Linked DNA regions of Homo sapiens: region 1 is linked to region 2. The links are chromatin contacts, found by Hi-C or POLR2A ChIA-PET in ENCODE. All regions are on one chromosome and are shown on one strand. The core of a region is the stretch at or near the end of the contact, and the rest is flanking DNA. Distances in the headings are between cores, read along the strand shown.

Region 1 (4,436 bases), core at 1,192-3,691, 400 kb before region 2:
CACTTTGGGAGGCCGAGGCAGGAGAATCACTTGAGGCCAGGAGTTTGAGACCAGCCTGGCCAATATGGCAAAACCCTGTCTCTACTAAAAATACAAAAAATTAGCCAGGCATGGTGGCACACGCCTGTGGTCCCAGCTACTTGGGAAGCTGAGGCACGAGAATCACTTGAACCTGGGAGGTGGAGGTTGCAGTGAGCCAAAATTGTGCCATTGCACTCCAGCCCGGGTGACAGAGCCAGACTCTGTCTCAAAAATAAAATTTTTTAAAAAGGCAAATTACCTATTGTGATGGATAAGAAGACTACACTTACAGCAGCATGTCCAGTTGTGCTGGAGGGGACTGTGGTAAGAGCAGAAAATTACCAGAAATCAGGAGCAACATGAAGCAGCCCTGCCGTCATTCGTGGCTTCTGCTTGGCTCGCTTACAAATGCAGGGGCTCACTTTGACCTGGAGCTCACCAGGTGCAGGCTGGCCCCAGTCTTTTATACCTGTTCATCCATCCACTCCTCACAACCACCCAGTGAGGGAGTATGGTGACTCTCCTCGTCTTACAGTAACTCACCCAAAGACATAGTCATCAAGTCGTGGAACAGGAATTTGAAGCCAAGCAGGTGTCTCCAGAGTCTGGGTCCTTAATCTCCTCTCTGTGTCCACCCCCTTTGCTTGGACAGACCCTGAGGATTGGACTTTGTTAAAGGCTGCCCTGCATGTGGTATGGCAGGTAGATGTGAGGGCACCAAATGCCTCTCCAGGCCCCAGAACACCTCTTCTAAGGTATGTCTCTAGGAGGTACAGACGAGACTACTAGGGGGTGGGGTCTGCAGTTTATCTAGTTGGGGAGCTGGCAGCTCACAAGAGATGAAATTAGAGCAAATGAATAACAAGCAGTCACCTTAAGGAACTGAGACTCCCAAGTGATGGCCCAAATCAAAGCACAAGTCAATATTGAAGAGTTTGAGGAAATAGTGGTGGGTTAACCCAAAGGGATCTTCCAGCCTTGGGGCTTTCCTGCGGAGAGGACCTGGCTATGGACTGTACCAGTTACAAAGAACCTCTTTGTGATATCATCTCATCAAATCCCCACAGCCCGGCGACACATGTCCTGTTGGCCCCATTTCACAGTTGAAGAAATGGATCTAGTGGTGAAGGGGAGGCCAGGTCTGCTGCCCCTCTTGGAGATGTGCCTTTGCGTGGGGCACCTCTGGCATCGTCCTCGGGTTCTGACTGGTGTAGGGTGACATCTCCTAGGTCGTGCTGATCAAAGTGGCTAGTTCTCTCCTTTGAAAATAGGAGGCCCCTGAGGAATGAAAGCCAGGTCGGTGAGGGAGGGAATGGAAGGCTACAGAAGCCTGGAGGGTGGATCCATGGGAAGGTAGCCTGCGGGGCTCAGCATGGGGGGCAGAGTATTGAAAAGGGGAAATGGAACAACTTGAGCCAAGGCCATTCCACTGCCCATAGGATGTCTGTCCTGCTCACTGTACTTCTCATCCACCTTCCATCGTGGCCTCTGAAGGCCTGGCCTGGGCGGGCACAGCCCTGTCGCAGGTGCTCTTCCACAAACCGGCTCCTCACCCAGCGTCCTGCCGCCTGGGGACCACCCAACCCCAGGGACAGGGCTGCCCGGGCTCTGCCTGGGCTCTCACAGGACCTGGCAAGCTGCCCTGGCCCCTGGCCTGGGACACGGTGTTTCCCTTCCACCTGCAGGCTGACTCATTGGGATTCCTCCGCGTCCGGTCACAGCAGGCTGGGTCCCTGGGCAGCCGGCGACCATCTGGCCAGCCCAGCTCTAGACTCTCTGTTATAGGCCAAGACTCTGTCTTTTTTTTTTCTCTGTAGTCCCAATTTTAATGCTCAATTAAATATTGGACAAAGAAGGAAGGAAAGGGAAAAAAGAGAAGGAGGAGGGAATCCATGTGTCCACGGTCCTCAAAAATGAACATCTTTTTCTCCTTCATTTTCTAGAGCAGTGGTTCTCACAGTGAAGTCCCCAGGTAAGCAGCAACGGCAGCCCCTAAGAATGTGTTAGAATGCAGGCCAGGTGCGGGGGCTCACACCTATAATCCCAGCACTTTGGGAGGCCGAGGCAGGCAGATCACTTGAGGTCAGGAGTTCGAGACCAGAAGGCCAATGTGGTGAAACCCTGTCTCTACTAAAGATACAAAAATTAGCTGGGCGTGGTGGTGGGTGCCTGTAATCCCAGCTACTTGGGAGGCTGAGGCAGGAAAATTGCTTGAACGCAGGAGGCAGAGGTTGCAGTGAGCTGAGATCATGAGATCGTGACACTGCACCCCAGCCTGGGTGACAGAGCGAGAGTCTGTCTCAAAAAAAGAAGAAGAGAAGGAGGAAGAGGAAGAGGAGCCGGAGGAGGAGGAGTTGTTACAATGCAAATTATCAGGCCGCACCCCAGACTCCCGAGTCAGAAACTGCAGGGTGGAGGCTGTTATCTGAGTTTGAACACTATCAGGGGGATTTTCACTCATGCTCCAGTTTGAGAACCTCGGCCCTAGAACTGTCATGAGGAAGCCATCTTACCTCTGGTCTGCCCTCTTTTTAGCTGTTTCAGCCCCAGAACTCTCCTGGGTTTGTGGAAATAGCCCCAGAGGCCCCCAGCCTCTGCAGACAGCAGCTCCTGTCAGCGCCCCAGTTTGACCCGCAAGCGGGCTGGGCGTGGCAGGCCTACAGCAGCAGCAGGTGCAGAATGAGCCTCCAGCTTCTCTCTGCATCCTTTGCAGGCATTAGTTCATTCAAACTTCACAACTGTCTGTGAGGCAGGCGGGCGACACCAGCACCTCTGTTTTATAGATGAAGGAAAGGAAGACTCGGGTGTGTTATCGACTGTTTTCCCGTGAGAACATTCCGACTCCTTGGGGACAAGGTCTGTGCCTGTGAAGCAGTTAAACAACTGGCAGAGAAGTTTTGTGTATCTTGGATGGGATGCGGGGCTCCCACAGATCCTCCTCCCCAGAGCCAGCTGAAGGGAGATGAACTAGGACATCCTAGGGCCTGGCATCCTCCTGCAGTGCTCCTGCGCAGCATTTTCCCAGACCCCAACGAAGCCCACAGGCACCTTTGTCTTGTATGTTTAAAACTCCTGCCAGGCGCGGTGGCTCCCACCTGTAATCCCAGCACTTTGGGAGGCCGAGGAGGGCGGATCACAGGTCAGGAGTTTGAGACCAGGCTGGCCAACATGGTGAAACCCCATCTCTAATAAAAATACAAAAATTAGCTGGACATGGTAACACGCGCCTGTAATCCCAGCTACTTGGGAGGCTGAGGCAGGAGAATCACTTGAACCTGGGAGGTGGAGGTAGCAGTGAGCAGAGATTGTGCCACTGTACTCCAGCCTGGGCAACAGAGTGAGACTTTGTCTAAAAAAACAAAACAAACAGAAAAACTCCTCTAGAACCAGGAATCCCATTTTTGGGTCTATACACAAAAGGACCCAAAGCAGGGACTCAAACAGATATTTGTTCACTCATAGCAGCATTATTGACGATAGCCAAAATGGTAGAAACAACCTAAGTATCCATGGACCGATGCATAAATAAACAAAATACTGTATATACATCCAATGGAACCTTATTCAGCCACAAAAAGGAATGAAATTCTGACACACGCTACAACATGGGTAAACCTTGAGGACATTACTCTAAGATAAAAAGTCAGACACAAAAGGACAAATACTATATGATTTCATGTATATAAGGTACTTAGAACACTCCAATTCTTAAAGACAGAAATTAGAATTGTGGTTGCCAGGAGTTGGGGTGAGGAGGGAATAGGCAACTAATGTTTAATGGAGGCAGTTTCAATTATGAAAGATGAAAAAGTTCTGGAGATGGATGGCGATGATGGTTGCACAATAATGTGAATGTACTGAATGCCACTGAACTTAAAATGATGCCACTTAAAAATGATGAAAATGATAACTTTTACATTGTGTGTATTTTACCACAATAAAAAAATATTGCAACCCCTTAATAATTCCCCATCCACCCCCAAAAAACCCTTTGGGTGTTGGGGCCATTTCCAGAGAAAGAGCATCACACAGATTATTCTGCAAACACTCCACACAGTCACGAGGCTCCATGACTCCACTGTGGCAGGGGAGGGAAGGGCCAGGACACTGGGTTTGATTTCCTGGGCCCCACTTTCTGGCCCTGTGACCTTCAGCAAGTGGCCAGCTGATCTCAGACCCCCAGCCTCCTCTTCTATAAAATGGACTAATAATATCTCAGTGTTCTCATGAAGACCAGTCAGGAAACGATTTGAATGCTTCTGGTACACGACAGGTGCTCAACATTGGTGTTATAGTTATTTATGATGTTCCCTCAGCCTCGAATGTTCTGGCCCCTTCTCTACAGAGTAAGCTCCTATTTATCCTTCAAAGACCCCTCTGCTTAAATCCCATCTCTTCTGTGAAGCTGTCATAGT
Region 2 (4,287 bases), core at 456-2,955:
CTCGCAAGCTAACAAGTTAGCCTGTCACAGTTTTATGAATGCTGATGGAAAGCATGTGACTACCTGGCCTGAAATAAAGGACAGTTTATTAGAGCAATGACAGTAGCCGGAATATAGCATTGGTGTCAGTTTTCCAAGTGAATTCCCACAAGGCAAAGTGAGGAGAACCCATGCACACAGTGAGCTGCCTTACAGGAGACGAACCCCGTGCTTAGAGAATCTGAACCATTAACCATTTTTTCAAACGAGGTCTCGCTCTGTTGCCTATCCTAGTCTTGAACTCTACCTCATCCTATAGAGTAGCTGCGATTACAGGTGTGAGCCACCACACCCTGCCCCAAATCTTTTATAAGGGATTGTGCCCTTGTCTCCTCGTTTTGTAGGGAGACACCATTTCTATCTTCCAAGGCTGCTCACTACACGAACATCCTTAACGAGAGTCCAGGAGAAAAGGCAGTCAGGCAATGGTCGCAGTACGTGCACAAACTCAAGAGACTAATGGAAAATTGTCTCCAGACTTTATTCAGCTTAAAAAGTGCTACATAATCCATACTTTAGTAGAGGTGCCTATTGCTCAAGCATTCTGAATATCTTGATTACAGAAATTACAAGACCTTAGATGTAAAAACTGAAGGAAAGCCGTGCACGGTGGCTCACGCCTGTAAACCCAGCACTTTGGGAGGCCGAGGTGAGTGGAACACTTGAGTCCAGGAGTTCGAGACCAGCCTAGGCAACATAGCGAGACTTGCTTCTCTTAAAACGCAAAAAAAAAAAAAAAAATTCTTTTTTAAAATGGAAGGAAGTAACACTTGTAAAATCAGCACTGAGCCCCCACATCGGGCATTCGATAAAGGGAAGCTGCTGTTGTTACGATTTTTGCAGTTAGAAATACCATACGTTTGGCCGGGCACGGTGGTTCACGCCTGTAATCCCAGCACTTTGGGAGGCCGAGGCGGGCGGATCACGAAGTCAGGAGATCGAGACCATCCTGGCTAACACGATGAAACCCCCTTCTCTACTAAAAACACAAAAAATTAGCCGGGCGTGGTGGCGGGAGCGGTGGTGGGCGCCTGTAATCCCAGCTACCTGGGAGGCGGAGGTAGGAGAATCGTTTGAACCGGGGAGGCAGAGGTTGCAGTGAGCCGAGATCGCGCCACTGCACTCCATCCTGGGTGACAGAATGAGACTCCATCTCAAAAAAAAAAAAAAAAAGAAAAAAGAAATACTATACGATTATTGAGAAGGGTACTGTCTTCATCAGAACAAGTCGAACAGCAGAATCGTCGAGTCTGGATCCCTCCTCTTCTCCACCCCAACCCCACCCCTCCCCCAACTCCGGCGCAGTGACCTAGCGGAAGATTAGAGACAAGAAAAAAGGACGCGAAAAAAACAGGCTCTCGCGCCTAGCCCGGCCCGGCCCCGCGCACCTCGCACCTCCCGCTCAGGCTCCGAGTCCTCATCGACCTCGCGCTCCCGCTTCACCCGCACAAACGGGACAACAGAAGCCGGGGCCTCGCGCGCGCTCGCCGGCTCGAACTCCCGCTTCACGCGCACAGGGCTGCCCCGGGAGCTCGCCGCCTCAGGCTCCCGCTCCCGATCTCGCTCCCGCTTGACGCGACCGGAGCTGCCCCGCGACTCAGACTCTCGCTTCCCGCGAGTGGAACCGCGAGACTCCCGCTTAGACCGGCCGGACATCTCCACTACCGGCCGAGTCGTCCAGCGCAGGCGCCAAGCACGCTCGAGCGCGCGGCACAAGGCCAATCAGGAGAGGGGCTGGTAGCGAGCCCCGAACTCTCTACGAGTCGCCACTGGGGACAAATCACGCTGCAGAAAATTTGTGGGCGGTGCTGTTCCTGCACTGGCTTCCTCTCCCCTTAGAACCTTCTGTGGGCCTACTGTCGTTTACAGTTTACTGAGACGGGAACCTTTACTGGCGACAGTTTTCTGGATAAAAGCTGTCAGGCCGGGCGCGGTGGCTTACGCCTGTAATCCCAGCACTTTGGGAGGCCGAGGCGGGTGGATCACCTGAGGTCGGGAGTTCGAGACCAACCTGACCAACATGGAGAAACCCCGTCTCTACTAAAAATACAAAATTAGCCCGGCATTGTGGCGCATGCCTGTAATCCCAGCTACTCGGGAGGCTAAGGCAGGAGAATCGCTTGAACCCAGGAGGCGGAGGTTGCGGTGAGCCGAGATCGCGCCATTGCACTCCAGCCTGGGCAACGAGCGAAACTCCGTCTCAAAAACAAAGAAGCTGTCATTCGGCCCCAGATTTGTGCCTCGAAACCACCACCGTGAGGTCGTTTCCCACAGTCTCCGCGGCTTGGGGGCTGACAATCCTGCACAGGAAAACTAGGCGACATTCCCAAATCATCCCCTTGACAGCCCTAATTCTACTTTTAGAAGGTTCTTGGTACCATGAAAACGCAAATGCCCGGTAAAGGCAGATTTACCATGAAGCTAATAAAGCTCTAACCTCAGGACCTGCCTTGAACTTGTTTGCTTGTTTGAACCGTTCCATTGAGGTATAATTGACATACAACAAACTACATGTTTAAAGTGTGCAATTTAGGCCAGGCGCTGTGGCTCATGCCTATAATACCAGCACTTTGGGAGGCCAAGGCGGGCGGATCACCTGAGGTCAGGACTGGAGACCAGCCTGGCCAATATGGTGAAACCCCATCTCTACTAAAAATACAAAAATTAGCCGGGCGTGGTGGCACGAGCCTGTTAACCCAGCTACTTAGGAGGCTGAGGCAGGAGAATCGCTTGAACCCGGGAGGCGGAGGTTGCAATGAGCCGAGATCGCCCCATTGCACTCCAGCCTGGGCAACCAGAGTGAAACTCTGTCATACCCACACCACACCACACCACACCACACCACACCACACCACACCACACCACACCACACTGTGTGCAATTTACTGAATTCTGACTTGCGGTATATGTCAGAGGCGTTTCAACCAGACCAACTCCATCTTGAGTGAGGGTTAGGAAAATGAGGCTGGGCCTTGACAGGCTGCATTCCCAGGAAGTTAGGTATTCCTAGCCTAGAGATGTCTACAGTTAAGGGAACAGAGAGATAATGTTTACTAAACAGATCCAGACTTGGGAGTGTCCTAATATCCCAATATCTGGAGAATAAAGGCATTCCTAATTTTGCTTTAAAGATAATATTTCTTCTTGCAAAATATAATAATAAAATTAATCCTTTATCACAAACCCTTGTAGCAGAGCACATCTCCCCATGATCTTTTTATCCTATATATAAACAAGCATTGTAGCCATGGTGGATGCGTTCCTCCTTTTACTTTCAGGAACGCCCTATTCTGTCAATGGAGTAGCTGTACTTTCACTACTTTACATTTTATTTTTTTGATACAGAGTCTTGCTCTGTCACCCAGGTTGGAGTGCATTGGTGAGATCTCGGCTCACTGCAACTTCTGCCTCCTGGGTTCAAGTGATTATCCTGCCTCAGACTCCTGAGTAGCTGGGATTACATGCACCTGCCACCATGCCCGGCTAATTTTTGTATTTTTAGTAGGCACAGAGTTTCACCATGTTGGCCAGGCTGGTATGGAAGTGCTGACCTCAAGTGATCCGCCCGCCTCCCCTTCCAAAGTGCAGGGATTACAGGCATAAGCCGCGACACCTGGCTACTTTACTTTCTTAATAAACTTGCTTTTACTTTGCACTGTGGACTCACCCTGAATTCTTTCTTGCACAAGATCCAAGAACCCTCTGCTGGGGTCTGAATAGGGATCCCTTTCCTGTAACATATACACCCATGAAGCCATCACCACAATCAAGAGACGGGATCTGGGCCCAGTACGGTGGCTCACACTTATAATCCCAGCACTTTGGGAGGCCTGAGGCAGGAGGATCACTTGAGGTCAGGAGTTCAAGACTAGCCTTGGCAACATAGAGAGACCCCCCCCATCTCCACAAAAAAATTTTAAAATTAGCTGGGCATGGTGGCATGCTATTCAGGAGGCTGAGGCAGGAGGATCGTTTGGGCCTGAGAGGTGGAGGCTGCAGTGAGCAGTGATTGCACCACTACAATCCAACCTATGCGACAGTGAGATCCTGCCTCAAAAAAATAAAAAAATAAAAAAAAATTTAAAGAATCTACCCAGCCCCAAAGATATCCTCTTCCTCCCAGAGAACCCCCACAAAAATCAACTGATCTCTCGGTCACTATAGATTAGTTTGCACTTCCTAGAGTCTCATATAAATGGAATCATACAGAGTCCCTGGCCTCTTTCACTGGGCATATTTATTTTATGA

Evidence for each region. Hi-C counts contacts between places; a loop is a spot of excess contacts on that map. ChIA-PET counts read pairs that join two places held with the same protein, here RNA polymerase II (POLR2A). Pooled maps may share reads with other maps.
Region 1: a loop to region 2 is called in a pooled map, with 2.9 times the contacts of the local background. The contact joins the enhancer-like site here to the promoter of USP39 in region 2. A Hi-C loop is called at or near these places in 1 of 50 pooled maps. POLR2A ChIA-PET finds 5 or more read pairs at or near these places in 2 of 52 experiments (K562 and endothelial cell of umbilical vein).

The regions. Positions count from the first base shown.
Region 1 is chr2:86,015,321-86,019,756 of GRCh38, reverse strand. No RefSeq gene overlaps it. Among named protein-coding and RNA genes, the nearest start is that of POLR1A, 88 kb to the left of the region's middle. Within about 2 kb of position 2,441, at least 13 of the 41 ENCODE cell types and tissues checked have a DNase peak (open chromatin) inside an H3K27ac peak, as active enhancers do.
Region 2 is chr2:85,613,604-85,617,890 of GRCh38, reverse strand. USP39 (ubiquitin specific peptidase 39) reads right to left here and starts at 1,705. Exons shown (of 13, transcript NM_006590.4): 1 at 1,428-1,705. The coding sequence starts at 1,695. RefSeq lists enhancers at 1,912-1,961, 1,992-2,041.